2 separate regions of the Mus musculus genome follow, and region 2 is linked to region 1. A link is a loop called in an ENCODE intact Hi-C map of the cell type or tissue named here. Cell type or tissue: left cerebral cortex. All regions are shown on one strand. Links, peaks and the distances in the headings refer to the core of each region. The heading gives the core; the rest is flanking DNA. Region 1 overlaps Runx1 (runt related transcription factor 1). Region 2 overlaps Runx1 (runt related transcription factor 1).

Region 1 (15,157 bases), core at 4,357-12,356:
GCCTTTTCCAAAGATTCGAATGGAATAATTTGTTTTTCATGGTTTATAGGTAGCAGATAAAACTTACATGGAAAAGCGGGCAGGCAGAAGTGGAAAATGAGAAGCAGAACCTGGAATCGTCAGCTTAAAAAGCAATTTGTTTCATTTCAGCTGAGCCCAGGAATAACTTGAGGTTAACAAGTAAATATTTCTACTGGAAAGATCGGCTACAATTAGGTCACCAACTCAGAAAAGACGTAGGCGGAAATTTAAGCTCCAACTCTATCATTAAAAAGGTACCCCGTCAGCAGAACTGTCAGCTGTGATGACGAAGCTAAAATATCAAAGGAGAACACAAGGAGGCTTTGGAAGGGCCCACCCCTTCCTCAGATCAACAGCCACCCAGCTTCCAAAAATGGAGAAGGGGCTGAAATAACACGTCGGGGGACTTGGTTTGAACTCCTTGCCTTCCATACCAGTCTAAAATGAGAAAAATAGCTGCTTCCTTTGGAGTTCCAAGTGCTGCCAAAGGCTGCAAAGGCGACGCTTTTAATTTTGGCAGTGGCAAAATGCTATTTTTTAGATACTGAGAGATGTTAATTTTATTTTGCTATCATACTGAGGAATGAGGATCCGGGAGGCAGGGGTCTAGAGGTACTTCCCCAAATCCTTGTTATATGAGAATGAGAACCTCAGGCCAATCCCCTGCACCCAAGTTAAGTATGATGCAAATCACCTCAAGCCACGTGTGATGGTGGACACATGAGATCCACGTGGAAAGCCACGTGTGATGGTGGACATATGAGATCCACATGAAAAGCCACATGTGATGGTGGACACATGAGATCCACGTGGAAAGCCACGTGTGATGGTGGACACATGAGATCCACGTGGAAAGCCACGTGTGATGGTGGACACATGAGATCCACGTGGAAAGCCACATGTGATGGTGGACACATGAGATCCACGTGGAAAGCCACATGTGATGGTGGACACATGAGATCCACGTGGAAAGCCACGTGTGATGGTGGACACATGAGATCCACGTGGAAAGCCACATGTGATGGTGGATACTTGAGATCCTAATTATGGGCAGGTAGAGACAGAAAGAGTGAACATCAAGCCCCAGGCCTCTTTGAGAAATCCAGTTTCAACAACACACTTGCAAGCACACACACACACACACACACACACACACACACACACTACATGGCTCTCAAGGGATGCATGTAGGCAGTAGTGTAAAGGCTGAAGACCTGTTTGAGAAGTAGAGTGCGGACAGTCAGTGCTTTAACAGATGGGGACTCAGCCAAGAACAGGTTTCTTTACTCTTGGATGTTTATCAGAGAGTCTGAAAAGACGCTGTTATTAATTTGATGTGTATTTTTCATGTTACTTGAGGATTTACTAATGACCAGATTTTGCTAAGATTTAGGTCTACCTAAGCTATGGAATTTTGGAGAACACTAATTTTTTGTTTTGCTCATCACTGAACTCTTTTTTTGTTTTGTTTTGTTTTGTTTTGTTTTGTTTTTGTTTTTGTTTTTGTTTTTGTTTTTGCTTTTGCTTTTGTTTTTGTTTTTGTTTTTGTTTTTCAAGACAGGGTTTCTCTGTGTGGTCCTGGCTGTCCTGGAACTCACTCTGTAGACCAGGCTGGCCTCGAACTCAGAAATCCACCTGCCTCTGTTTCCCAAGTGCTGGGATTAAAGGCGTGTGCTGGCCAATTCATGTATCCACTTGGTTTAATTGTTCATATATCCAAACAATCCTGTCAATGGGCTTTTCCCCTCTTTTCCAAATCTTTCACCACAGGAGCCTGGCTTGAGTTACACGATGAGTCTATTTCTTTGGGACTGTAAACTTTCTGAGACGTGGGCTTTTGGTGGGTGTAGTCTCAAAGTCATGAGCATAGTTAGGTCCTCTATCCAGTCTCTATTCTTCAAATGGGGATGATACTGGGTCAGACTTCCTAAAGGGTGGGTCCTACCATAGCTGCCCAACCACCATGCCCCTGGAAAGGGAGGTGGAGCTCCCAGGAGAGGTGGTTTGGGCCATGCTGAGCAGAGGAAGGTAGTCACAGGAGGAGAGGCACTGCTTCATCCTCTGGTCCTTCTGCTTGGTTCCCTTCGTCAGATGGATGAACGCACAGCTGGTGCCCTAACTCCAAGTTTCTACATCTTTTCTCTTCTAGCAAAAAATTTACCTTCATCAATTTCTTATTCCCTGTTCCATGATGAAATATTGTCGGGCCTAGTCTTATGCAGGTAGCACATTTGCCGCTAACTCATAGTGCATGATCTATACCTTTTCCCACATGACATAAACAGTGTCTTCTGCTACATACTAGACACAGCTTTCTAGGAATGGACCATTAAATACAACCTCCTTCTATCACATGCTCACCCAAGCAAAGAAGGTGCCTGTTACAGGAGGATAGCTCTTACTGGATTCCTCAGGTCAGTCAGGATTTAATTATAAAGTCAGAAGATGTGTGTGTGTGTGTGTGTGTGTGTGTGTGTGTGTGAGTGTGTGTGTGTGTGTGTGTGTGTGTGTGTGTGTGTGTTGCTTGCCTGTGCATGTGTATCATGTGGAGAGGGTGAACAGGTATTATCAACCCTTAGAATTGCACAGTCAGCCATATAGCTTATCCGTGGGAGAGACCCCACTGCCTTGGTTCCAACTGTGATGTCTGGATAGGAAAGATGGTTGAGATAAACCAACCTTTCAGAGGAAGGGATAGGAGAAGGGAGACAATTAAGATGGAGACCTGAAGGAACAGCAGAGGCAGAAAGGAGGTGTTTGCAGACCAGAGCAATGCCTAGCTGGTAGAGAAAATCCAGGAGAGGGAAGGAAAGGAAGGAGAGGAGGCGTGTGGAGCACACCAGTTTGCAGCACCCATTCTGAGTGCAAGTTTGAGCACCCATTGATCATTCAAGAAGGTAAAGAAGTCTGAGGGGAGATGGATGGAGTTAGTTAATAGGAACGATCCATAGAAAGGCCCCTCGCCTTTTCACAGCCCAGCCACCATGGCTCACAGCAGATTCATGGAGCAGGGAGCTGTGGTTGGGTTGATGGGGAAAGTTTTGTCCTGTGGCCAAGGCCAGGGTCTAGGAGCATCATGGCTGAACAAAGAGGATCATAGGTGTCGTCATGGAGACCGGCAGTGAGCCTGCAAGGATGGCGAATGCAGTCATCAGGAATGAGGAAGAAGGCAGGAGTGTGTGTGTGTGTGTGTGTGTGTGTGTGTGTGTGTGTGTGTGTGTGTAGAGGAACATTCCAGAACATGATCTCGTGGAGATAGTACTGCATCTGCTCTGAAAGCAGTTAGCCTGTGATGAAGGAAGACATTCCGAGGACAGCCACTCCCTCACCCACCCACCCCTATCCTGCCCTGGTTTTAAATGTTGGAAGGAGGCAGGAGGGTCTCAGTGTCCTATGGGGCTCCTGAGTTCATCCTCAGTGGGGTGGTTGTCCTTCCTCACGGGGGGGGGGGGGGAGGGGGGTCATCTCGCTCCCGTGTTATAGGATTGCAGTCATTTTGCCCTATCTAGCATTTCATTCTACAGCATGGCCTCAGGTGTGATATGTTCTACAAGTGTCCGTTGGTCTCTGTTAGGGAAGTCTTTGGATCCATCCCTTAAGCTCTTAGAACCTAGTCCTCTCCTCCAGGTGCACCGGGTTAACTCCCACCGCTCTCTCCTTCAAGTCCCATCATGCCTCTTGTCACTTATCAAAGGCAGGCACAGCCTCATCAAGAAAGGGGAAAGATCAAGATTTGGCACCAAGTATCACCACGTAGCCTGTAAGAGGTTCCAAAATCGAGACTGGCAACTGTTAGTGCCAAAAGACGGATTCAGGAGAGCCCATGGGTGATGCAGCAAGAGAGTTGCGGCTCTTGTCATCTCTCCAGTAAAGAGAGTTGGGGTCCTTGCTTGTCATCTCCCCAATAGTCAGGTCTTCCCAGGGCTCTTGGCTTAAGACTCCTTTTAGAATAAGCTCTCTATGGATGTGGTGACCCTGGCAGCAGTCGCAGGGAATTGGGTTGATGCTAAAGTCAGTGACCAATATCTTTTTCAAAAAGGAGATCCACAGGAGTTCAAGGGAAGGCATACCATGAAGACAGAAGCAAGGACCACAAGCATGCAGGCAGCTAGAATCTAAATGAGATGCACCAGTGGCTGTCTGGACCCCCAGACCTGGGAAGCAGCAGGGGGAGTTGTTCTCTACTGGAGAAGAATGGCAGTCTATGATACCTTGACCTGGAGCTTCCACACCCAAGAACTGTGAGGGAACAAATTTCTGTTATTTTCACACACCCTATTGTGGTGATCTGTTACAGCCATGGAGGACCTGGCCACCCAGTTTTTCCCTACCTAGCCAGTAAGCCCCACCCAGTGGACCACACTGTCCTTGAAGCCAGTCCCAGTGCAACTAGCATGATTTAAAGGCCTGGGAAGCCTCACCCACGAGGCTTCATGCCCAGGTAAGTGTGTTTCCCGGGCCCACCCTCGTCATTACTGACTTCCATCTGTGTTCCTTTGAACTTCAATCAATGGCTGAACCCAGAAGGCTGTTTTGACTGCTGGCTTCTAAACTCCCCACTGTGTGGTTTTTTGGGTCAGACAGTCAGGCTTACTTCTGTGAATCATCACCCAAAGATTCAATTAGCTCTGGCTTCATCCACCTTGTGGCCGGGCCTTCGGGGACAGACAGAGCGAGAAGAGAATCATTTGGGCAATGGCTGAGGAAAGCCAGGCATGCCAGGGGCTCAAGGTGCTGACACAGGCAGGGAGCAGGGAGATTAGTGTTGGGACAGCAGGGAAGAATGAAGTCACTGGGGCTCAGGGTCTGGCACAGGGACAGCTGCTGATTCCTGACAGTAATTCAGGGCGAGAGAAAGTGAAGAGGCTTTGCTGTGTGACAGAGGGGAGACAGAGGCCAGAGTCAACCGGAGGTGAGACACGTGTTAGCAACATAGTGCTTTCACCAAGACAGAGACCGAATTCCAGGCCCAAGTCTGTTGGGATAGAAATGGCTGGAACACTTCCTTTGAAGTCTGACATCATTAACAAAAATTCACATAAAACCAAAAAGGAAGAAGAAAGGGAGGGAGGGGGAGAAGGAGGACAGGAGGGAGACTGAGTTTATCTTAACAAAGGCAGTAACAAAGAATGAACAGAGAGCTGCTTAAGATTTTCGGCATAGAAGGGAATTCCGTTAAACCCATCACAAAGAAAAGGTCAAACAAACAAGTAACAAATGAACAAGGTTTCTTGGCGGGGCCTGGAAGGTGCTGTGCTGTGGATGGGCTTGGTCCATGAGGCAGAGCCCCAAGGAGCACCACTAGATTCAGGGGTGGCCCTGAAGTCACAGACCAGGGTTTGGATTCCGTTGAGATGGGATGAGATGATTTTTGCTGGCCCCTTCTTCTGCTCTGGCAGGAGTTTCCCAGTGTGCTCCAGGAACTACTGGTCATGACTTGACTGGAATTCTCTAAGGAGGAGCAGTGGAGCACAGGCAAGCAAAGGAGATCCCTGACTGAGGCTGGACTCCTGCTGGTCCAGGTCCACTCTGCTGAGCACTGTGATATCACCTACTGCTTTTAGAGTCTTCCTGAACCTGTCTTTGGGACTTCTCCTTTCCTCCCCAGCTACTAAACTCCTTCTGCCTAGGCCCCTGGGTCCTACTGATGAGTGACCACCTGCACCAAGAGACTGTGACCTGTTGTTTGTGATTTCTACAGAGGACAAATTTCCTACTTCTCCCTGGGCTGTAGAGCTAAGAAATGGAGATTCAACACCCTGTGATTTGCTTTGGACAGATTTCTCCCACACCTGCCATGCCATCTCATGCCTTTGACACTCTGCATGTGACAGTCCCTTGAATATGCAGTTGGGTGTGTCAAGGGATGCTTCATTCTCATCTAGTAGCTGACCACAGGCAGGACACCTTCAAGACCCTGTGAAAAGAGCTGGAGCACCTGTCTTCCCTAGCTCAAAGAGGATAATATCAATAGATTTTATTCAGAACAGCGAGAAGAACCAGTTTGGCGCACTCAGAGCCCCTGCGGTGACCTTCATTGTTCTACATCCCATTTGGGATAACCTCTTAGTTCATACTAAGGTGTGAGAGACTGATAGTTTCACTAATTCTGGTATAGGTGGCAGCTCCAGCAAATCAGGGCAAAAGCCAAGAACCCAGGTGATGGTCTAGTGCTGGGCAGTTCATCTCAATTTCTGGCATCTCAATTTCTCAAACAAAACAACAACAACAACAACAACAACAACAACAACAACAAAGAACACATGAGTCCCATAGGAGTCCCTGGAGTCTGCTGTGGTTCTAGACACGAAGGATAGGTTAGGCAGAAAGCCTGATTGCAGGACACACCCCATGTAGGTAACATACTACAGAGGGCCACGTGCCAGTCAACAGATATGTTACAATTTCAGATAGTAACAGGGCAATAAAATAAGTCCACTTTCCAAAAGATGAGAAAAAATTAAACAAGACAGAGCTCACACGTTGAGTGACCTAGGCCACGTGATGGTCACATGCTCAGGCATGCCCTCTTGGAAGTCTTGGTTCACACTTCAGTCAGTGGTCAGAATGTCCAGCTGGGGTCACAGGGCAGGCCAACTTGTGGCCAGAGGGGCCTTTACAAGTTTGGTTTCTCCACCTCAAGTCCAGCAATAAAACGGATGACGCTGCAGGCAGCCTGCTTTGACCTTGGCAGGAGGGAACACAGTCTCCTGGTGCCCAGCTTCTATGGGAGTTGGCAGCCAGGTCCAGTGTTCCCCGAAAGGACCATGTTTTCTTTTCCCTGCCTGGAAGAGCTTTGGGGCCTGAGGGAAGTGTCGGGTTGGTGGGAGAGGTGCTCGTTGCTTCCTTGCCTGTGTGCGATTCTAAGGTGCATCTTTGGGGAGGAGACATGTGGGCTTGACAAGCCTCCAGAGGAACCCGAACCCAGGCGAACTTCCCAAATTGAACCTTGGTGTCTTGGTGGTTGTGACTCAGAGACACGGTAGTATTAAATGCATGCAAAGGGACTTAGGGGCAAGGAAAGATGATGGAGACACAGGCCATATTAAAGACAGATAATAAAAGTCGTGGTTTCGAAAGAATAATTTTGGGGTGATTGGGAAGTCTAAAGGCAAACAAAGCTGCCCTGAGGGTTACCTGTCCCTCAGTGACTTTTCATTGGAGTTGCCTTCTCAGAGTTATCTGAGAGAGGACAGGAGCCCAGGGGAGATGGCCTTCTGTGCTAGCTTCAGGGTCTCTCTCTCTCTCTCTCTCTCTCTCTCTCTCTCTCTCTCTCTCTCTCTCTCTCTGTCTTTCTGTCTGTCTGTCTTTCCTTCCCTCCTTCTCTCTCTTTCAACTGAAGTAAAGGCCCAGGGATAAATAAAGTTTATGCCCAAATTTCTTCCTTGTCAGCCCCTGGGATTCTGGGATTTTTGTTTTCCTGAATATTTTTTGTTTGTTTGTTTGTTTTTGTTTTTTATTAGGTATTTATTTCATTTACATTTCCAATGCTATCCCAAAAGTCCCCCTGCCCACTCCCCCACCCACCCACTTCCACTTCTTGGCCCTGGCATTCCCCTATACTGAGGCAGATAAAGTTTGCAAGACCAATGGGCATCTCTTTCCATTGATGGCGGACTAGGCCATCTTCTGATACATATGCAGCTAGAGACACGGGCTCTGGGGGGGGGGGTACTGGGTAGTTCATATTGTTGTTCCACCTATAGGGTTGCAGATCCCTTTAGCTCCTTGGGTACTTTCTCTAGCTCCTCCATTGGGGGCCCTGTGATCCATCCAATAGCTGACTGTGAGCATCCACTTCTGTGTTTGCTAGGCCCCAGCATAGTCTCACAAGAGACAGCTCTATCTGGGTCCTTTCAGCAAAATCTTGCTAGTGTATTCCTAGGCAAATGGATGGACCTGGAGGGCATCATCCTGAGTGAGGTAACCCAATCACAAAAGAATTCACACAATATGTACTCACTGATAAGTGGATATTAGCCCAGAAACTTAGAATACCCAAGATATAAGATACAATTTGCTAAACACATGAAACTCAAGAAGAACGAAGACCAAAGTGTGGACACTTTGCCCCTTCTTAGAATTGGGAACAAAACACCTATGGAAGGAGTTACAGAGACACAGTTTGGAGCTGAGACGAAAGGATGGACCATCTAGAGACTGCCATATCCTGAATATTTCTAAACAATGATTTTTTTTTCCCCTATGCTTTGGAGCCAGGCAAGTGATTTGGGGGAAAGCCATAGCTTCTGGAGTGGTTAGCCACAGACTGCTCCCCATAGCTCTGTTAGTACACAAACAGGGCTACTTCCTCGGAAGGGGGGAGATAGCAGAGTTCATGATCACAGGGATGTAAGAGACCCCAGGGATCCAATGAGGCAGGGAACTCATTTTGACAGCTGTGGGGCTGATCCAGGGTTCCAGAACATTTAAGGAAGGGAGCTGCTTTCCTTACAGTGGCAATTCAACGTTTAAAACCAGAATAAAATGATTGAAGGAATGTTATAAGCTTGCCAAAAAGGGTAAAGCATTTACGTAGATTGTCACATCCCTTATAGAAATGAGTGATTTTTTTTCTACTAATAAAGACTTGGATGCGGTTGCTTTCGCACCAGGAACTGCCTCTGACACCCTGTGCATGCCGAGCGAGTGTTCTACCACTACACTCTGCACATCCTTCTCACAGCCTCATTAGCCGATAGCTGCAAGCCACCTCAGCCACCTCAGGAAAACTGGAATAATTTCCAGCCTGGATATGGCTGGCCACCTCTGCTCTCGTCCACCCTGAGCTCTCAGCCAGTTCTGGGGCCCTGACTGCTCTCCTGCCTGGGATGGTGACTTGTCCCCAGCCTTGCCCATGAACAGGTTGCAGGAAGCACAGGACACAAGAGTCAGCTCTGGGCTGGTACCAGGTGGCCTGGGGACTGGAAAGGAAGTTTGACCTCATGTGGTTCACAGCAGGTTCTGGGAGAGCTGTGTGAGGATGGGTGAGGAGTGGGGAGTGGCTGGCTCCCGAGCATGGCTGGGGACCGCAACTTCCCAGGGACCCACACACACTGGGCTCCACCCTTCCCAGCAGACTTGTAGCTCATCCAGCTGTGACCACAAAGGGTGGAACCGAATGGCCTGGGAACCAACTTCGTATTGGTTTTGGTAAATTCAAATGATAGACTGAGTAACGCATTGGCATCTTCAGATGAAGTTATATTACAGAGCTGGGAATAGAGTTCTGTGGTAAAAGGCTTGCCCGGCACCCATGAGGTCCTGGGTTCAATTCCAACACTACTCAGACACAGACAGACAGACAGAGAGACAGATAGACAGAGACAGATATGCCTGTATTACTCTTACACAGTAAATACATTTGCAAGAGTGCATGTGTGTGTGTGTGTGTGTGCGCGCACACACACACACACACACACACACACACACACCAGTAGTAATCACAGCTCTCTTTGAGGAAGTGAGCCTGTCTCACTGAAAGACTGGTACTAGTTACTTTCTTGGCTATAATTTGAGATTTAAATGTTGTAATTTTCTTGTTCCCTGCTATCATTCTGTTTATAGGACAGGCCGTTGGGAGCTAATGGTTTTTTTTCCCCTCCACTCTGTTCTTTCTGTGCCCTCTGTCCGTCTCTTGGAATGTACACGATGGGGCAAAAGGACCCATATCCTGTGCCTCCCCTCCCCCTGCCGCCCTGAAGATACCATACCCTCAGCCAGGCAGCGTTCTCTTGCAGAAGTTTGAACACAGGGAATTGTGTTAGAGAAACATATCTGTTTGATGCTTTTGTGTCCTGTCCACAGGGATGTAAGATCATGCAATGTCAGGCCAGGAGGAGTGGACCTATTAATGTGTGCTTGTTGCTGGGCAGGAATTGTCCCAGGTAGTGCCATCTTTGAGCTCCTCCCAGTGTCAGGTTCCCTTGAAGCAGGTCTGATCTCTGAGTCAGTCCCTCAGCCTAGCTGTGGGGCTCAGACAGGAGTCAGTGTCCAGGGGGGAGAGGCAGGGATCCGGTGGAGGGAACAGACAGAGACGCCTGTGTTGGGATGCAGAAGAGGCAATGGGAAAAAAGGAAGGCTACCTCTGCGGGGACCTGGGGTGTGTCTTCATCTTGTCCAGGGTTTAAGACCGCAGACGTCCCTATTGCAGTGCCTGCAGCAGCACATGTCTGGCCCTTGGTGACTCTTTCTCAAGCACTGTGGACATGTTTATGAAGTAGACCACGAGCTCCCGGGGTCCCATGGGGAAGGTGAAGAGGAGGGCAGGATCTTTGGCCTAAAAACAGACTTCCCGGCACAGTGTTGACACTTCTCAAATAACAGCTAGCTCAAAAAGAAAACCCCAAAACCAGAAAACCAAGCTCTTCCCCTCTCTGCGCTGTCTGAATGGACTCCACCTCACTGTAGAGTGTTCCTTGACACAGTCTGAGGGGGTGGGGTGGGGTATTGAAAAATCTGGGCACAGAAACTGTGACCAACAAATGATGCAGGAACCCTGGTGTTTTTGGCTTGGCTCCCTAAGCTTATCACTTTTCCTTACGCAGGGAAGCCAGGAGGTTAAAAAGAAGACCCAGGGCTGCAGGGACAGATCTCTCAGGCAGTAAAGAGCTTGCTGCAGAAGCAAGAGGATTGAATTAAACCCATGCAAAACAGCTTGGATTGCAAATAATTACTTGGTAATCTCGGGCCTGGGGTGGGGACCAGGGAGCAGAGACAGATGGATCCCTGAGATTTGCCTGCGGCCAAACGGAGGAGCTCCAGGCTGGTGAGAACTCTGTCTCAAAAGACAAAGTGGACAGCCACTGAGCAACCTCCTCCAGCCCTCACCTCTGGCACCCCCTGTGCATGTGGGCCTGTAGGAACATGCACACGTGCACGCACATGCATGCAGTACAAAAGTTGAAAAGACATATGTGCACACACAAGCACACAAATAACCTGCCTAATTATTTAAAACAAAACCAAACCAAAATGCATGTATGTAAGAGATCAGGTCTTAAGCAACAGGATATAGATACAGATACCATCATATTTTTTTTTCAAAATATAGAAATATTGCCACATTTTCCATGAGGTTAACTTTTGAGGCGAAAGGGTAATTTTGAACCTATGGTTTCTTTAAAAAAAAATCTCTTAGCCAAAGCAGAAACAGTTTCTTGGGAGAGGAAAATGACTGAGTTGTCATATCCATAGCGGGGTGGGGGACATTGTCCAGGTTCTCCCATTGCTTCCTAATGTCACAGGCTGAGCCTTGGTTACACATTCATAACACCATATAAATGTGAACAAAATCTTGCAAGGAAGAGCCAAATGGCCGATGATAGACGCGCACTGGCACCAAGGTCATCCACCTCAGCCTGAGAGGCCATATTTAAATTTAAGCTGGGAGTCAGTTCTTCCCTTCACAATCTCAAAAATGTCGTCTTCTCGCCTCCGTGAGATGGGGGAGTGAAGGCTTTGAGTGGGCCTCTTCCTGCAGTGTGTCTGGCCTTGGGTTCTTAGAGTCAGCTAACATCAAAGGAAGCAGAAGAAATGGTGTGAGGACCACAGATAACTGGGGCAAGGGGATTGCTAAAATTAGGGGTGAGGTAGCCTGGGCTCTGGCAAGGACTGTGTGGACCTTCTCCAGAGGATAAACTCTTACTTACATTCTAACCTTCAAAGAGAAAGGCTTACTCCACAGGCCTGAGTGTCTTCCAGACTGCATAGATCTGTGGCCTCGGGTCCTTCCTAACAATTCTCCATGCTGATATTCAAATCCATTGCTTTGTGCTGCGGGGCCCTGTGTAATCCCGAAGTTGACAGACATGTCTCTTTCCTGCAGATGGTCTAAGATGGCTTCCATAATCAGACACATCCCACACGCTCCTCTCCCCCCCTCCCCCCATTCCTCCTGCTCAGGGTCCTTTACAGAGTCCTCTCTGCATTTGGGGTACATCTGGTGTGGGGGTTTTTGCAAGCTGGGGTAGCAAAGTCAGGGCCAGCCCCACCCCATGTGTGGGCTGAGGGAGTGGTCACCTGGGACCCTGTGCAGTGTCTCACTTTCTCCCTCTCTCTCTCACGATGCACGTGTTTCCCTAGCTACTGTATCTAAATGTCTACCCTTCAGGATTTATGCTTTGAGGATAGCTATCACATCTCGGCTGGGCCCATCAGGAAAGGGCTGAACTTTTTTTCTGTGAATATCTTGGCTTCCCTAATTTCCTTCCTCTTCAAAGAATTTACGGACACCAGAAAGTTTGAGAAAGGATGAAGAGAAGCCAATTTGACTCAAGTGGGGACCACAGAGATCAACCTTATTTCCCTAAGAAAGCCCTTGTGGGCCTCCTCAGAAAGCCGCCATGTCTAGAGAGCATGACAGGACAGTCGGAGATAAGAGGAGCTGTCCCTGTGGATCTTGGCTCCCTCCCACCTTTCCCCTGCCACACTCATCTTCCTCCTTTTGGGAGATCTTTTTTAGGCTTTGAGCACCAGATGCCTCAAATTTGGAGAGTGAGGGAGAGCCAGAGAGCCTCATCCACTTAGTCAGCTCTGGTTGTCTTCTGTCCTAAACAAACCACAAACTGCCTCACCCCAACACATACACGGTAAGCACAGCCCCAGAGTGGATGTCCCTGTCCCACCCTGGCCTATCCACCATAAGCACTGCCCCTAAGTGGATGTCCCAGAATAGAACCCCTTGCCTCAAAGAGGCCAGCCTCCAAAGCTCTCTTTCACTAAGCAGAGGGGTGCATGGTAAGTGGGTAAGTTACAGGTCAGCATAGGGGTCCCAGAATTCAGGCCTGAGGGCGAACAGGGCACAGCTGGGCAGAGAGGGCCTTTATCTCCTGCCAGTTGGACCCAGAGATGGTTTTGGAGGCTGGAGTGCTCTGTGTGTTCCTGGCAGATGTTTCCCAAGCTACTCTGGTGGCTGTGGCTCCGGGCCTGGCCCAGAATAACACATTGTTAGCATATGTTAACAGTCTGCCTTTTCTCCAAAGATCACATAATGCTTTCCACTTAGTGTCTGTCTCGCAAGTGTTACTATCTGTTTTATGGTCAACAAAACCGAGATACAGTGAGGTTGGGGAGCACCCACATCTGAGTGGGAATGGGTTGGGGGGTTTGACCCTGGAGACCTGTGCTTCCTGAGTCTCAGCTGTTATTCACCAAGTGCCCTCCTCGACGGTTCCTTCCAGAATGCTCTCTCTGACTGACTGATCTCAAGATCTGGTAGGAGTTAAAAGGAACACATATGTTCTGATCTCCTCAATCTCTCTCTCTCTCTCTCTCTCTCTCTCTCTCTCTCTCTCTCTCACACACACACACACACACACACACACACACACACACACACACACACACACACTGCAGTGTTTAGCATGTGGTGACAGATGAAAGAGGAGGGACTCTGTTTCGGTACAGGGTTTTGTGACCACACATGGTTTCTTTCCTTCGCCCCAGAGGAAGCACATGAAATCAAGACTGAGCTCGAGGGTTGCCCACCTCCCTCCCCTCCCTCCTCTCCCTCCCCTCCCTTCCCTCCCTTCCCTCCCTTCCCTCCTGTTCTTCCTCCATCTGAAGCCCTACTCTTTCTGTCCCCTGAACTTTCTTAGTAACTGGTCACTGATACCATTCCACAGAAAGAGGAACCACCAGGCTGAAGTGAAGTGGAAATTTCCAGAAGACTTCAGTGGCTCTGAACAAGGACAGCGCCATGCTGCTGGGGCAGGAGAGGCTTGCAGGGAGGCTGCTGATTTAGGGTGTGCTGACTCCCTCGTAGGCAGAGGGCTCCATAACTGTCACTCAAACGAAAGCAAGAGATTTCCTGGGTGGAGACACCTAAGAGGAGCTAGAAATGTAGAAAGCCAAGTCCTTAGGAAAATAACTACAGAGCAAAAGTTGCCAGGACTGAAGATTACAAAGCACAGCCTGGAAATTAAAGACCTAAATGAATGGAAAGACAAAACCACTGAGAGACTGTGCTCCATGCCATTGAGAGACTGTCCTCCATGCCATTGAGAGACTGTGCTCCATGCCATTGAGAGACTGTGCTCCATGACTTTGAGAGACTGTGCTCCATGCCATTGAGAGACTGTGCTCCATGCCATTGAGAGACTGTGCTCCATGACTTTGAGAGACTGTGCTCCATGACATTGAGAGACTGTGCTCCATGCCATCGAGAGACTGTGCTCCATGACATTGAGAGACTGTGATCCATGCTTTTGAGAGACTGTGATCCATGCCATTGAGAGGACAATCAAGCAATCTACAGATTGAATGTAGTACTTACTGAAATCCCAATGGAATCTCTCTTTCTCTCTCTCACTCTCTCCATGAGTGTGTGTGTGTGTGTGTGTGTGTGTGTATGTATATGTGTGCACACATATATGTGCAGATGTGTGTGGAGGTAGGAGGTGGGGAAACATACCTCAGATAGTGTTTGATAGTGCTCTGTTGTGGTTGTTTTTCTTTTTCCTAGACAGGGTCTCTCACGGCCTGGACCTTACTGAGTAGGTGAGGCTGGCTCACTTGATGTATTTCTCACCATTGAGGATCGCCATCTTTGGTCACTGCCACATTACCAGGACAGAACACATAATAAGCACATAGACAATCCTCAAGATAACAACTTACTAAATGCACACGGAGGAGATAAATATATCTGCACCTTGCCCTTTTGCAATAAAGCAAGCGAATACGAGGGGAATTTTGTAGTGCCCTGGGGAGCACAGCCGTGCTGGACGGTGAATTGTCACCACACACGTGAAGAAGCAGTGCTGATTTCTTTTGCTTCCTCCATCTGAGAAGCAAGTTTGTTCCTCTGGGCTGTCTCCAGATCCTCACATCCAAGGCTTGGCTCTCTGGATCACAATCCATGTGAAATCACTTCCCCATCTGAGAAAGTCATCAGGGGATCTTAATCCATCTTAATCATCAATGGCAAAGGGGCCCTGAGAGTGGAGATGCAGTTATGACTGTGTGGGATGCCAGCACTTGGCTTCATCTGGGTGAGAGCGAGTCTCCATAGCAAGGAGCCGACAGCTGGCGGGAACATTGCAGAGCTGTCTGCAAGTGACTGAGCTGGGTAGGCCGGAATGGGAGCCTCCCGCAGGGAGACACTTAGGACTTGTAGACGCGACTACGTCCAAAC
Region 2 (15,157 bases), core at 3,859-11,858, 69 kb before region 1:
ATTGCCAGTAGAGACTGAGTTGGAGGGTGGGGTGTGGTATCTCACATAAGCTGAGAGGACTGAACCTCAATATGAAGACAATGGGTTCCACTACATCCAAGGATACAGCCTAGCCGAGTGGGTAATTTAGAAATTTAGTCCACCAAAAGTGTATAGGTGACTGGAGGGGAGAGAGAGAGAGAGAGAGAGAGAGAGAGAGAGAGAGAGAGAGAGAGAGAGAGAGAGAGAGAGAGAGAACACTTGAGAATTGTGTCCTGCATGTCAAGCTGGCTTTGCCGCTGCCGCTTTCATTGTAGTTACACCAAGTCTCTGAATTCGAACCCATGGACTTACTTGTGTCTCCCTTCCTTTTGTTGCTAAGTCCTCTGAGTAGTTTTTTTTTAGCATTGGTTGTTATGATTTCTCTCCTCTTCCCATGCCCATCCCAATTGCTCCCACTCCAGGGCTAATTCTCTGACCTCTTGTCAGATTTCTTACGAATATACCCTGACAAGGGATTCCCACAGCTTTTCTACACCAGTCCTTCTAGCAGGCTTCTGCTAACCTTGCATCTCTACATACCCAGAACCCAGGGCCAGCTCTTCAGCTCTGTGCTGCAGGACTATGGAGCACCCTCCCTGTTCTGATTGCGGAGGGATGTGTCAGCTTTCTTGCTCAGGTTAGATTCCCTCTCATGGATTATCCTAATACTTCATCATGGTCTCCATGTCTCCCAGATGACCTTTGAACTATACTTGGTGTCTCAGCATTGGAATGATGGAGGGTGAGGTTGGTAAGAGGCCACCTTCCCCTGGCTTCAGGTTTCTATGTAGAACAACATTCCTCAGTATGCAATCCTTGGCCCCTTTCCACACCCCCATTTATCCTCAACCAGGAGAGATTCAATTACTCTGCCAGCAACTTAGGAAGCAGAAGCAAGAATATGAGGAAGAATCCTAAAATAGACTCTTAAGATTGTCCATTCTAAACAGAACAGTGAGGGAGAGGAACCCATATGAGCTGGTTGTAGAACAGTTAACAGACGGAGGGCTTTTTACAGTAGTTAAGGTTGCTATTCAGTTGGACTCCAGTCAGCAAGCAGAGTTGATCCTAGTTGCTACAATGTAGCCAAAGGAGACGGTTAAAAATGGTAAGTTTTTCTGCCTGGGGCTGGAATGAAGCCAGCTGTTGCTCGAGCTGAAGAAGACAGAAGTCGGTGTATAAGAGAGAGAGAGAGAGAGAGAGAGAGAGAGAGAGAGAGAGGTCCTAATTCTCTGACCCTCTCCCTGGCAGTCAGCCAGCAAGGAAGCAGGGCCTGTCTTTCTTGAGGTTTATGGAACTGCATTCCACCAGCTACCTGTGTGACCTTGGAGGAACATTGCCCCCTAAAGACTCAAGTTAAGAGCTTAGCTTGGCCAACCTCTTGATGGAGAATCCAGGGAGACTAGTGGGCGTGCTGACTGTGAGCTAATAACTGGGTGTTCGTTAAACTGAGGTGTTTAAACTTGTGGTCTGATAGCAGTGGAGAACTAGCACACTGACCTTCAGTTTTCCTGATAGGCTCAGGAGACACTGCTTGTGCTTGGGTGAGTATGGGCGCCAGCACTCGGAAGCCACATACCAAGCCACATTTTCCAAAAGTTCTGACTGTGGTAAGCTTGCTATTCTGATTCGCCATGCTTTGTCTAGCATACCGGTTGTTCTGGGCCACTAGGGAGCAGAAGTCTTTTTATTGAGTCCCCACAGAGACACTATATAATATCTTATTCCCTTCTGAGTCATTGCACCCCCCCATACCCTTGTGCATGCTGCGCACATGACTCCTGGATGTTTGCACACCTTGTCCATGAGGCTGTGTAACTCATATTTCATTTTTTTTGGCACCACTGTGTAAAACAAATGTGATGGGAAGCCTCAGGGCTTTTATTAAGCAGAGGCTCTGACTTAGCAGGTCTGGGGAGAGACCCAGGACTTCGTTTCCAACAAGCTTCCAATGATGTCATGGTGGCTGCTGGTCCAAGATGCACACCTATAGTTGACAAGGTCCCTGGAAGCTCTTGGGTCTCCAACCAAAACTGTGTCCAGCATAACCTTTTAGACAGATGACAGAAGGGCTTTTCATAGATAACATTATAAAATATGAATCCATAGCAAGTCATCACAGACAGGGCTCTTTAAACTGTCATCAATGGGCTGAATATTTGGTGTCTGTTTGGAAAGCCCTCTGTCAGAGACCTAATCCTCCGTGGGATGGTAAAGCTCATGGGGCCTTTGGAAGGAGACTAGATAAAGACCAGAGAATGGAGGTGGGACTAGTATCCTTATATGGCTTTCTCTTGCTGGGTGTGGTGGTGTACACCTTTAATCTCAGCACTGAGAAGGCAGAAGCCGAGGCCAACCTGGTCTACATGTCCTAGGTTTATCTAGGACTGCACAGTGAGACTCTTATCTCCAACAGGGTCAGATTCTCCACTTCCCTTTCTCCTCCCTCCCTCCCTCCCTTCTTCCCTCCCTCCCTCCCTCCCTCCCTCCCTCCCTCCCTCCCTCCATTTCCCCTCTCCTCTCTCCTCATTCCTTTAGACATTCTTTAGGGTCTCACATGTGGCCTCACAGTCACTGGATACATGCTCCAGAGGGAAACTAGAATATACACGTAAACAGCCTTTTCCCTCCCCATTTGGACTTCCAGAAGATGTGGCCAGGACACAGCCAATCACCTGGGGCACAGAGCCTGGCAGGCATGTGCAATCATGTGCATCATACTAGCCATATATAAAACAACTGGGAAGCACCTCTCCTTCTGCAGAAACAACGCAGCACATGCGATCTAGACTTTCCCAATACCCAGTGTTTTCTACTTTTGCAAGCAAGCAGATGGCATCCATGAAGTAATCCATTAGTTAATTAGGATTCATTCATTTATGTTCTGTGTGGGCATGCATGCTGCTTGCAGCTTGTGTGGAGGAGGTCAGAGAACAACTCCTGGGACTTGCTTCTGCTTCTTCCCTTCCACTGCATGGGGCCTGGGCTCACATTCAAGTCATCAGGCTTTGGCAGCAAGCACCTTTATTTGCCGAGCCATCTTGCCAGCCCAAAAGTAACTTCCATAATGGTTTATTTAACCATGATCCAAACCCATTGTCAATACAAAATTAGATATTTTCTATCTCTTTTTTAAAATCGTATTTTCAAAAGTCTATGCGTGTTCTGTGCCTACAGTATGTCTTGTTCTGGTTTGTCTGGCTGTTGGTGTTCAGTAGCTGCTTGGGACCAGTGACAACTGTATTAGTTGGAGCAAGACTGGAGTGGCTATTCAACAAGCAATCAAAGCTGACCAGCTTTGACACTTTTCTCCTGCAGCCCCAGGGGGCTGTTTCTTCCCTGCTGTAGGTGAGGCAGGTCTCTTCCCTGACTTAGGTTTTTTCCCTCTGAGCATACAGTTTATTGTTTGAGACACTCCTACACTGTAGCCCTGGCTAGCCCCGCCCTCGTGCCCCCGTGGCTCCTGGAGGTCGTTCTGCTCTTGCCTCCTGAGTGGTGAACTTCGAGTCGTTTTCACAGCATCACATGGTTGAGTGGCAGAACCCATGTGCAGGGCTCCAGCGACTGCTGCAGGAGGCTGGCTCCTATGCTCAGCATGCTCCTGCATCTTGCAGCCCAGGTGAGCCCTGAGCTAATCTCCTGCATTCTACACTGCCTCTTCACACCCACCAGCTGTGATGGCTCAGCCTGTGAGACAACTTTGGCTCCTTCACAGTCTGAAGCAACATCACAGAAAGGATTAAGCTCGTTCTCTATGAGATTTGTGGACTAATTGTTATTATTATTATTATTTTAAATAGCTTATACAATAGCTTATATGTATGAGTGTTTTGCCTACATGTATGCCTGTGCACCATATGCACGCAGTGCTCACAGAAGCCAGAGGAGGGCGCTGAATCCCCCAGGACTGGAATTATGAATGGTTGAGAGCTGCCATGAGTGTACTAGAAACCAAACCTGGCTCCTCTGCGAGAGCAGCCAGTGCTCTGACCACAGAGCTGTCTCTCCAGTGCCCATGGGCTGCACTGATAAACACCGGCTAGGACTGGATGTTCTGTTCCTCATAGGCCACAGGTTTTAAATTGCTGGTGCTCTCTCTCAAGTAGGAATTCCTACAGTGTGTTTATCTGGAAATACAGCATAAAGGGGTTTTTCAAACTGCCTCTTTGTTAGCCAAACCAGCCGCCATCCATCCCTCTGCAACTCAGTACAGTAGTTTGGTAATGTGTGGTGAAAGCCTGGTTGTAGGAGAGTTAGGGGGACAGCAAGATAGGAGCGGGAGGGGGAGGGGACGGAGGAGAGAGGGGAGGGGAGAGGGTGGGGGGGGGAGGGAAAGGGGTAGGAGGAAGGAGACGGAAAAGGGGAGGGAAAGGGAAAAAGGAAGGGGAAGGGTATGGAAGGGGGTGGGGAAGGGGGAAGGGGAAAAGGAAGGAGGAGGGGAAGGGGGAAGGGGAAAAGGAAGGAGGAAGGGGGATAGGGAGGGGGAGGGAGAAGGAGAGGGAAGTATCATGACAGGAGGATTTTAATTTAATTCTTATTTTATGTGTATGTGGGTACGTCTGTGTGGGGGCATGCACACACATCTGGAATGCAGCACCTCCAGATGTTAGAAGAGGTTACCAGGTCCCCTGGAACTGGAGTCACAGGTGGTGGTGAGCTGCCGGACATGGGTGCTGGGATGAGTGCGTTCAGTCCCTGGCAGGAGCAGCCAACAGCACTAATCACTGGGCCATCTCTCCCATCTGAAGTAGCCTCGAAAGCCATATCTATCATGTTTGCTTGTGGGACTAGAGACTTGCCATACTCCACAGACTTTAACTTCATGTCTATGAAACAAAAAACCGTAGCTGAAGAAGTCAGCCATGGTGGTAGTGAGAATTCTCACGTCTAATTCCTATGCGTTTCCACTTAAAATGCCATAAAATCACTGAAGTCTGTACAGACCCGGTTACATACTTTCATATCGGATCAGGAACGTATACTTAAGGTTCAGGAAATGGTCGCACTTCGGTGGATCACACATCCTGCCCCAAAGCTAGTGAACATTTCTGAGGTCAGTTCTTCTAAAACTCAACCCGTCCGTCTCTCTATCAAGCAATGGTTAAGTCAGAATTAAGCTTTAAAAATAAAATAAAATAAAATAAAATAAAATAAAATAAAATAAAATAAAATAAAATAAAGATTGTTTCAGGTTTGCCTAGAACCGTGCTGCCCTCTGAATCTCCCTTGTAAAACACAAAGCAGAATTTTATTTACTACCTTCCCCTGAGAGCACACAGCAGGAATTCTCTGGAGCTTAGCTTCTTGGAGGGGAAGGGAGTGAGTCAGGGAGAGAGGCATTTCTGAGAGCAGATATTATCTAGTGTTCAGCTTACAGTCACAGGCAGAGTGAAAGCCATCCTCAGAAGTGGGTTCAAAGTGATTAAAAATGGTCAAGACCAAAAATAACACTTGAAGAATTTTGCACTCTTTTTCTTTTTCTTTCAGGGTGGTAGGCTTTAAAGAAAAATAGCCACAGCCAAGCAACAGATGTTTGCCCACACATAACCACAAATGACCTCAAACTGAATTCAAGCTCACTTCTAGTGTGATCATTGGCCAAGCAGACACAGACATTTTACTGCTGGCCCATGGTTCCCACTTTCTCCTAATATTTCTCTAATCACTTTAACAATTTAAATGCCCATGAAGATGTCTGTTCTGAGGGTAACTTTTCACATGAAGATGTCTGCTCTGAGGCACAGGAAGATGTCTGCTCTGAGGGTAGCTTTTCACATGCACAGTCGGTTAACATGGCCCTTTCGAGTAAGTTGCAAGAGAGATTTGAAGCAAGAGTGTCGTAAAAATGTGGACTTTTAAGTTTTTAGTTGTAATCTTTTAGATCTACGTAGCTCTGTAATCAAGTCAAGCCCTTGATTTAAGAACATCCCATATGTCAGGGGAAAATATTGTGGATGACGTCAGCATGTTCTGGTTGTGTGCTGGGAAGGGTCTCATGACGTCAGCGTGTTCTGGTTGTGTGCTGGGAAGGGTCTCAGGCAGCTCACACAGGACAAGCACTTACTTTGCAGCTAGGGACAAATTTGGAGTCCTGATCTTCTTGCCTCTGGTTCCCAAGTCAGAAAATGTATAGTGTGTAAAAGGGTAACAGTCTTGTTTAGCCAAGCCCCTCTTTGAACAGAAGCCACCCAAGTCCCCTCAGAAGCCAAGAAAAGGACCTTTCTAGCACAGGCTGAGATATGGAAGAGAACTGGCTTCCCTATTAGCTGAATGACAGTTGACACAGACAGGAGGTGAGAGGGCAGGGGGATGGGGTGGGGGATAGAATAGAGGGTGGGGGAGGGGGTGGGAGGGGCGCATGGGGGGCAGATTCCTCCCCTCACTACCCCAGCCCACAGGAGGATTCTGCTTTCTTCCTTTTGCCTCAGGCATATCCAGGATGGCAATTTTCATCCCTTGGTTGAAGTGATACACCCCTTTCTTCCGTCTTGCCCAAACAGCAGAAAAGGAGTAGTCTCCAGGTTAAACCCAAACTTCCATAATTCATATTTTTTTCTGACCAGATGCCCACTGGTCTGGTTGACCACACCCTCCCTAAAGTTTGTCTGTAGCAAAGACTGAGGCTCAAAGATAAGGAAACAAAACAGCACCCATGCTCCTCAGGATGTTACCCACCTCCATTGTCTTTACGTAGAAGTGTTCACAGCTGGGCAGCACCCCCCACTCAGGGAATGCCAACGCAGGGGAGCTCTGGCCACACAGGGAGACACCATCTTACTCCACCACCACCACCACCACCACTAACAGCAAAGGGGTTTTTCAGATGCAAGCTAGGACATTGTACAACAACAGCAACAAAGAGCACATGGACTCCCCATGGTATAGAGAATGCAGGAGGAGACCAGGGGCCCTTTTCCTGGTTTTCACCTTCTGTAGTAGCGGATCAAGGGGAACCAAGAGCATTGGAAGATGTCTAGAAAGTGCTGGGTCACCTGAACCTCATCAAGGAAATTTTTCCCCCCTGCAGAAGTTAAAAATAAAACTTCTATAACAAAAACATCCTCTTCTTATTGATTTTTAAGATTTTTGGAACATTGAGGTCCTAAGTACCTGCAACTTAAGTGACTTTGCTGCAGCAGCTCAAGAGCAAAGCCCCTCGCTTCACTCCAGGGATGTTTGTTGTGTTATGAATAAATAAATAAGTAAATAAGAAATGGTCTTCTGCACCCTCCTAAAACCTCAAGTCCCTCCTGCATGGATGCTTAGATACTCAAACGTAACCATGGTTCTTGTCTGTGTTTTTGAAGATTAATACATAAGTACGCACAGCATTGCCTTAGGAGGCCAAAGAAGTAATTTATCTTTCCTGTCACAAAGAGCCCAGTGAGCAGGGCAGCAGGCTCTATTGCCCCTGGATCGCTAATGCTGGGGTGTGATAGGTTGGGGTTCATGAAGAAAAAGATGGGACCTCTGATCTTAACCTTGGGGGAGCCATCGAGTGCCTCGTGTATATAAAGACAGAAAAGTCATGGGATCTCAGAAATAAAAGCCTTGTTTATGTCGATGGGGTTTTGTCAGCCAAGCCAATCTGCACGACCAGACACCAGTGGTCTGCAGAATCTTCGGAGCTATTCTGAGCGTCACAGCCATGACTAAGGCGTCTTGTCGCACTATCTTATTTAATCTAAAGTCAATAAGTTAGGACCATCCTCCTAGGCCAAAAGAGGTGAAAGGACTTGCCTAAAGCCAGAGAAGAGCAATGCTCATCTCTCATGTGTACACGAGTGTTTTCATGTGTGTGTGCATATGTGTGTGTGTAAGCCAAAGATAGCCCCAGAACTCACTCCCTTGATGCTTTCCTTATTGCTATCAAGCCAGTGTTTCTGACTGGCCTGGAACTCACAGTGAGCCCCAAGATCTTCATGTTCCCACCTCCCCAGACCAAAACGCTCTCCTGTGTCTCATGGCCCTGGGGCTGAACTCAGGCTCTCTGTGAATGGAGCAGATGATCTTCCAATTGTGGGCATTTTGACCGTTTTTGTTTTTGTTTTTGTTTTTTGTTTTTTGTTTTTTTTTTCGAGACAGGGTTTCTCTGTATATCCCTGGCTGTCCTGGAACTCACTCTGTAGACCAAGCTGGCCTCGAACTCAGAAATCCTCCTGCCTCTGCCTCCCAAGTGCTGGGATTAAAGGTGTGTGCCACCACCGCCCGGGGCATTTTGAAAACAACATTGTTCGCCTCCCTAATTCCAGAAGTTTCTTAGAGATGCCTTTTTGGAAGGACTGCTTGGCTTGCTGGGGACATCCTCCCACCAGGCACAGCGGGCAGATGGATGTGCCAACAGACCTGTTCTAGCTGTACGTCTAAGGAAATGAGCTGTTTTAACAACACAGAACCCAGCGAGCTGGATAGGTAGTTCAATGACTTTTCCAGAATGGTACTTAAGGAGCAGAGCCCATCTCCACTTGGGTTGGAGCCCATGGCCTTATGGTTTAAATATAAAACGCATTATAGCTCTTTATTTAGAGAGCCATATGCCATTTTTAGGGAGCAGCCTCGGTTCTCTCTCTGACTTCGGTGGTGGACAGTGCAGATAGGTGTCTCAGCGCTGTCATTAGTATCCATTATTTATTAGGTTTTGATGGTGGATTAGAAACCAGCTGGGAGGGTTATGCGCCCCTTCAGTGAAAACCTCCTCACTAAGGTCAGGACTTCCAAGTGTAACCTTTGGAGGCTCAGGAGAGGGCAAGGGATCCAGCATAGTTCAGGCCTCCAAAGTTCAGGGTCAGGGAGAAGAGGGAGACTTCAAAATTTAAAAACAGCCTCAGGTTTTCTGCCACAGGGCAGACTCCATTGGTAAAGAAGAAGCGAAGGATAGACAAAACACCAGGCAATGGTCTAATGCCACCCAGGGAGCAACGCTTGCTTTCCCAAAGATCAAACCATGGCAAAGGCCTTCTGGCTGCTGGCTACAAAGACGTCTGAAACCTTCTGACCCAGAGGGAAGTCCGTCTGAGAACACAGTCTGTCACATGAGTTCCATGGCTAAGTGTGGTCACACTGCGTGTGACTGCAGACTCCCTTCCTTCTCTGTGTCCCTCTTTCCTCCATTGCCAAGTCTGAAACCATGCTGCTCTCAACACAGTACAAAGAAGACCAGACTGAGTTGGAACTGCTGGAGCAGCTTGAGATGCAGGAGTACCCTGAGATGCAGGAGCACTCTGAGATGCTGGAGCACTCTGAGATGCAGGAGCACTCTGAGATGCTGGAGCACTCTGAGATGCAGGAGCACTCTGAGATGCAGGAATACTCTGAGATGCAGGAGTACCCTGAGATGCAGGAGCACTCTGAGATGCTGGAGCACTCTGAGATGCTGGAGCACTCTGAGATGCTGGAGCACTCTGAGATGCTGGAGCACTCTGAGATGCTGGAGCACTCTGAGATGCAGGAATACTCTGAGATGCAGGAGTACCCTGAGATGCAGGAGCACTCTGAGATGCTGGAGCACTCTGAGATGCTGGAGCACTCTGAGATGCTGGAGCACTCTGAGATGCAGGAGCACTCTGAGATGCAGGAGCACTCTGAGATGCTGGAGCACTCTGAGATGCTGGAGCACTCTGAGATGCTGGAGCACTCTGAGATGCTGGAGCATTCTGAGATGCAGGAATACTCTGAGATGCTGGAGTTCCCTGAGATACTGGAGTACTCTGAGATGTAGGAGCACTCTGAGATGCTGGAGAACTCTGAGATGCTGGAGAACTCTGAGATGCTGGAGCACTCCGAGATGCTGGAGCTGGTCACTCACAAAAGGACAATTCTGAAGTAAGTGAGAGAACAGGGTTGCTCCAGTGGCTACCTTTCTGTGGTAGATGCTGCTAAGCATTTTCCTCCAGACAGACACGTACTATAATTTGTGTACTTTTCAGAGAGCAAGTGGGCTCCTAGAAACAAGCTGACTTCTCTCAGCTTGCCCATCTCGCAGGCCTGGGACCCTCCCTCTGAGAAGGCTGTCTCACCCTCCGCTCTAGCCCTGTGCCTCTTCCATTGGCCATTTTGTAACTTCCCTAAAATCAGGAGGGTCTTGTGAAATTTTCTCTAGAAGAAATTTAGAAATTACTCCTGGAAAGCTCCAGTGGGTCTCTTCTCTTTCAAAGTCCTTTCCCGAGAGCAATCCACAAGTTTAAATCCAGTTCCCAAAAGTCCCAGGAACCGACAACCTGATCTCTGGAAAAACACAAATGAAGATTTCTCTGGAATTCTCAAGCTATGGTACAGTGAGATGGAAAGGGGCTGGCATTAACAGTCTCTCAGGATCTAACTGAGTTTTTTTTTTTCCTTGATTTTTTTATTTCTTGATTTTTTTTTCTTATTTCTTGACTTTAATAGTTAAAAGCAAAAAAGGAAGACTTACTCAACGAGGCCACGTTGGACTGAGGAACAAAGAGGCCATCTTCCTGGACAAAATGTCCAACTTCAGGGACATTTATTTTTTAAGTAGCAGGGTGGAAGGGGGGATTTTTTTTCTTTAATGACCTAAGCTGAAACAAAGGCGACAACAACAACAACAACAACAACAACAACGACACCCGAAATATCTTTGTCTTTCCTCAGGAGAAGTGTCTTAGGACAGAGTGGCTGCTACAGCGGAGGTGTTGCTCAATGTTGTGTTACAACACTATTCCAACTGTCGCTGGGGCGGGGATGGCAGTCTTGCATCAACCCCCTGCAAGGTGTTTCCTGGGCTTTGCAGACAGCAGTGGGGGAGGTGCTGCTCCTCTTGTGAAGGCAGATAATGCCTCCCGCTCCCTCAGCTATCTTCTGGGGCTCGCCCTGGAGATAACAGCTTCACTGCCTGAGGGAGCCCCACGCTCCCAATTTGTAGATCTATATTGATGAAGCTTTTTGTGTTTATCAGACACAGTTTTATCATTCCTCTCCAAATGCCCCCAGTCACACTCAGCCTTTGAACTTTGGCGAATTTATCAAATGGGAGCAATGATTGAGGAGATGTAAAGGCTTATCTGGAATTCTAAAGAAAGAGGAACCGAGCCACGGATCTCTCTGCTAGAGCAGGTCTTTTGGGTGTGTGTGTTTGTGTGCATGGGCTTGTGTTTGTGCGTGCTTGTGTGTGTACGTGTACACACATGAGCACAGGCATGTGTGTTTGCACATGCACACGGGCACATGAAAACAGAGGAAGATGTTTCTTATCTGGGGCAGTAGATTGCTCTATGTAGACATCTTATGCATTTTGTTTTCCTGGACACCTTGCCTTGGATCTTTCTCAAGGCCCCAGAGCAGGTGGTTGAGCTCAGCCTGACTCGCAGTGTGCACAGAATGACAGGCCCTGCATAAGACCCACTTTGACCTCATTTAGATCAGGACTCTCTGAAACCAAGTATCAGCCCTTGAATGGGATTCATGCTGGCTTGTGTTACTTGTATCTTCTTAACAGGCAAACAGCACGAGGCTTTTGAAAGGTTCCAGACACCTTTAGAATCTTGTTCCTTCGTTTTTTTTGTCTTGTTCCTTCTTTTTTTGTCTACTTTTCTCCCCCTCTCTCTCATCTCTCTTTGTCTCTGTTTCTTTCTGTCTCTCCGTCTCTCTCTCATTCTTTTATCAAATTCTACTCTGCAAATCAATATAGAAAGGCGGGGAGGTGGGGACAGATGAAGAGGATGAGGCCCCTCCCTATGCTGGCACAGAGGCCCCTGCGATGCTCCCAATATCAGAGAGAGGTATGGGAGGAAGGAGGAGAGAGAAGGGGAAAAGAGGGGAAGGAAGGAGATGAGAGGGAGGGGGAAGGAGAGGGAGGGGAGGGAAGAAGAAGAAAGGGAAAGCTCTAGTTACAGACCTGGAGGGAATTTCAGAAGGGAGTCCCTGCCCCAGAGTCCCCGTTCTTCCTTGGGTTTGTCCTCCAATCTCTTGTCCTCCAATCTCTCAGCAGGCTGTCCTTCTGAGAGGTACGATTACTCACCATTGGCAGCTATGGAAAAGGCAGCCTGATAATGAGACTGAGATGAGGCCTTTCATCAAATGATCTCTGCCATTATGTCCCCCCCCCCCCGCTTTCCTCTTCTCCTTATTCCCCCTCCTCCTCATCACACACACACACACACACACACACACACACAGAGGCACACACACATGCACAGAGGATGAGAGAGAGAGAAAGAAGAGAGGGGAGAGGTGGAGGGGGAGGAGGAGAAGAGGGAGAGGGAGAGGGAGGAGGAGGGGGAGGGGGAGAGGGAGGATGAGGGGGAGGAGGAGGAGGAGGGGGAGGGGGAGGGGAAGAGGGAGGGGGAGGGGGAGGGGAAGAGGGAGAGGCTGTTGCAACACTGTACAGTCTGGGCACTGCCTGTTGGGTGGCCACTGTCCTCAATCCCTGGCCAGACCTGTCCAGGGTGTCTTGCCACCACACTACACCCTGGCTGACTGCTATGGTTCACACTGATGTTTAAAGTAGAGACAGCATGATTTTTCAGTACAAGGTCTGTCGCAAGGGCACAAGAAGTCTTTAATAAAAACTCTTTGGGGACAGTAGGGACTGTCAGTAAGGGATCAGGTAGATTATGTCTAGATCCAAGCTTATGAGCTCCCGTGGTGGAGCGGGGCCTGTGTATACTGAGTGGCTAACGTTGTTGTTTACAATAACACCCACATGCAGTTGCTGGACGGTGTAAGAAGCAGGGGTATTAACAAGAGTCCCTGCAGTGTCTATCGCTGGAGAATGTAGACTAGACCTCTGACAGTTCTAGGAATCCTGCATCCATGAGACATAGAGAAGGAGCCATGCTGTACCTGGCAAGACTGGACCTGTGTGTGGAGAGAGGAATGGCCTGCCACTGGCTCAGTGTTGGGGGCTCTGGTTGGGAGGAAGGAGGTACAGCTCTTCCCAGCAGCTCCATGGGACTACTGTCTCCATTATCTCATTCTGGAGCGGCTGCCTGATCACCCGACAGCTTCTGCTCCAGCCTCCCTGCAGTCAAAGAGTCAGAGTAAAGGAAATCGGACCCGGTCTCTCCTCCAGACAGAGTGTTCCGGGGCTCAGAGAATCCCAGGCCCTGTGGGAAGTTAGCCCAGCCACTGCATGGCCTAAATACCACTGCTCAGCTTACCGCGCCACGTTGCTTATTCTGCCCCCAGATACTGAAATCTCCTCCTTCCTTGGAACCTTTTAGCATCTCTCCCTGAGCCAGGGACACATCCCTCAACCTCCCAGTTGTTATCTAGGGAAGTAAGAGCTGAAGCAATCTCCCTTCTTATGCCTGGTATCAAGTCGTTCACTGGACTCTTTCCTACCATCTCGTTATGAGTCCTTGTCTGATGCAGACCTCAGACTGAAGGGATGGCTATCTCTAGGTGTTTAGTCGTTAAAGGAAACCAAATCAAAAACCAAACCTAGTCTCTGTCTGTCTCGATGCTAACTCCACTCTCAGTGTAGGACAACAGACCCACACGGGACTCTCCCTGTGTCCCGTCTCCCTCGGGACCTCCAGGGCTTTGGAGGTTAGGAGGTCAGCAATCTGAGGAACTCCTGAGACCACATTGGTGTTTTGGGCACAGTGGTAACCACAAGTGGCCAGTGGTAGCCTCCTCATCACACCCCTGCCCTGCGTATAGGAACTCATGGGCTTTCTCTTTGGTAAACATTTCTGGCAAAACAAAAAGCGCAGGCACAGAGTGAGGATGGCATCTCACTACTGCGCTCTGCTTGTCTCTGGGGCTCGCGGAGAGAGTTCGGTAGAGATGGCTTCTCTGTATTTGAGGAAGCTGTGTTATAAGCAAGAACCCTGGCTGTCCTGGAACTCACTTCGTAGACCAGGCTAGCCTTGAACTCCGAAATCCACCTGCCTCTGCTTCCCAAGTGCTGGGATTAAAGGTGTGCGCTATCACTGCCTGGCTTTGAAGCAAGTCTTGAAACTCCAGGTCAAACTTCTTTCTGTACATATAGAACATGCGTGTAGTGACTGGAGCAAAGCTAAGTAGTCCACGTTGATACAAACCAGGTTGTGAGGGCGGTACTTCCTTTCTACCATCGGGGTTTCATCCCGGGTCCTCTCTATCACTGGCTCTGACAGAGTAAAACTCACTTCCCACAGGGCTCTGTAATCATGTAAGAGTGACCACGGAGCTCACTGCAACACTGGGAAGGCTCTGGACACTGTCCACTGAGATGTCACCCTCCTGACCAATCCTGGGACCTGGGTGGGCTTGTCCTTGAACCACATGGTCACTGATGCTTCATGCTCACACCACAGCAGTGAGTCTTACCAGGACACTTCACTGAGTAGAGTACTGCCCTGAAAAGGAACAGACCTGCAGGGCTCTGAGGCAGGCTACTCAATCACAAAGGAAAGAAAGCATTGTTGGGGGAGCAGATTGCCTGGTGATGAGCTGGGATCCTTGCAATCCAAGATGGGAGAAGCCTAGCTGGGGACAACGCTGAGCAGAGCTGACCCCATCCCTGCTTCCATCAGACACTTGATTCCTAAGGCCTGTCACCTCTCTGTTACTACTACTGCTATTATTATTGTTATTATTATTATTACTCTGTTTGTCATTTGACTTTATACTATTTTCCATGGGGACCCATGAGAGCATGGGCATTTTTTAGTACCCTCTAACATCAGCTTTCAATTGGGGGGCAGGCATGGGGACCCTTTACATTGCATTCTTTAATAATTCAAGTGGCAGCATTGTAGGGCTTCTCTTAACTGCTTCTTAAAAGTAATTAATTGATTTTCTGACATATCAGTTAACAATGTATTACTCTGACACAAAGTTGTGTTTCAGCTCTTGTTTGGAACAGAGTGCTGTATGGATTCAATTCGGCTCAGAATTTAGCTCGGGAGAAACTAAAAATATGCCTCTATAAAAAGAAACCCCCTTTACATGGAGTGTTGTCTAAAAATCTAACCCATATGTTCTTTCCGGGGCTCTCAATGGGGTGACGTATGGGCTCAAATTTTTGTGGCTGTTCAGGCTTGGAACATTCAAGAAGCATGGAATAACCCACTGTTACCCAATATACTCTGTGGTCTAGAGGGGGAAAAATCACCCAGGCTGTGCAGAGGACAACGGGAGGCTCCCCATCTAAACACGGCTTGCTAAGGTTCTGTCCTGGGTGTGAGTG

Evidence for each region. A loop is a pair of places that touch in the nucleus more often than their neighbours do. Peaks named below come from ENCODE experiments on the same cell type or tissue, not always from the same donor. Only the 100,000 strongest peaks of a DNase experiment are listed, where the experiment ranks them.
Region 2: a loop joins it to region 1, with 2.0 times the contacts of the local background. A loop is called at or near these places in 1 of 42 quality-filtered maps.

What each region holds. Positions count from the first base shown.
Region 1 is chr16:92,773,537-92,788,693 of GRCm38, forward strand. The region is part of intron 2 of Runx1 (runt related transcription factor 1); the gene reads right to left. Among named protein-coding and RNA genes, the nearest start is that of Gm30281, 19 kb to the left of the region's middle. In left cerebral cortex, for the core only: no CTCF peak of the experiment used is centred there; no DNase peak of the experiment used is centred there.
Region 2 is chr16:92,704,937-92,720,093 of GRCm38, forward strand. All of the region lies in intron 2 of Runx1 (runt related transcription factor 1), which reads right to left. Among named protein-coding and RNA genes, the nearest start is that of Gm30281, 50 kb to the right of the region's middle. In left cerebral cortex, for the core only: a CTCF peak has its summit at 3,881 (motif pointing right); DNase peaks (open chromatin) are centred at 8,343 and 10,738.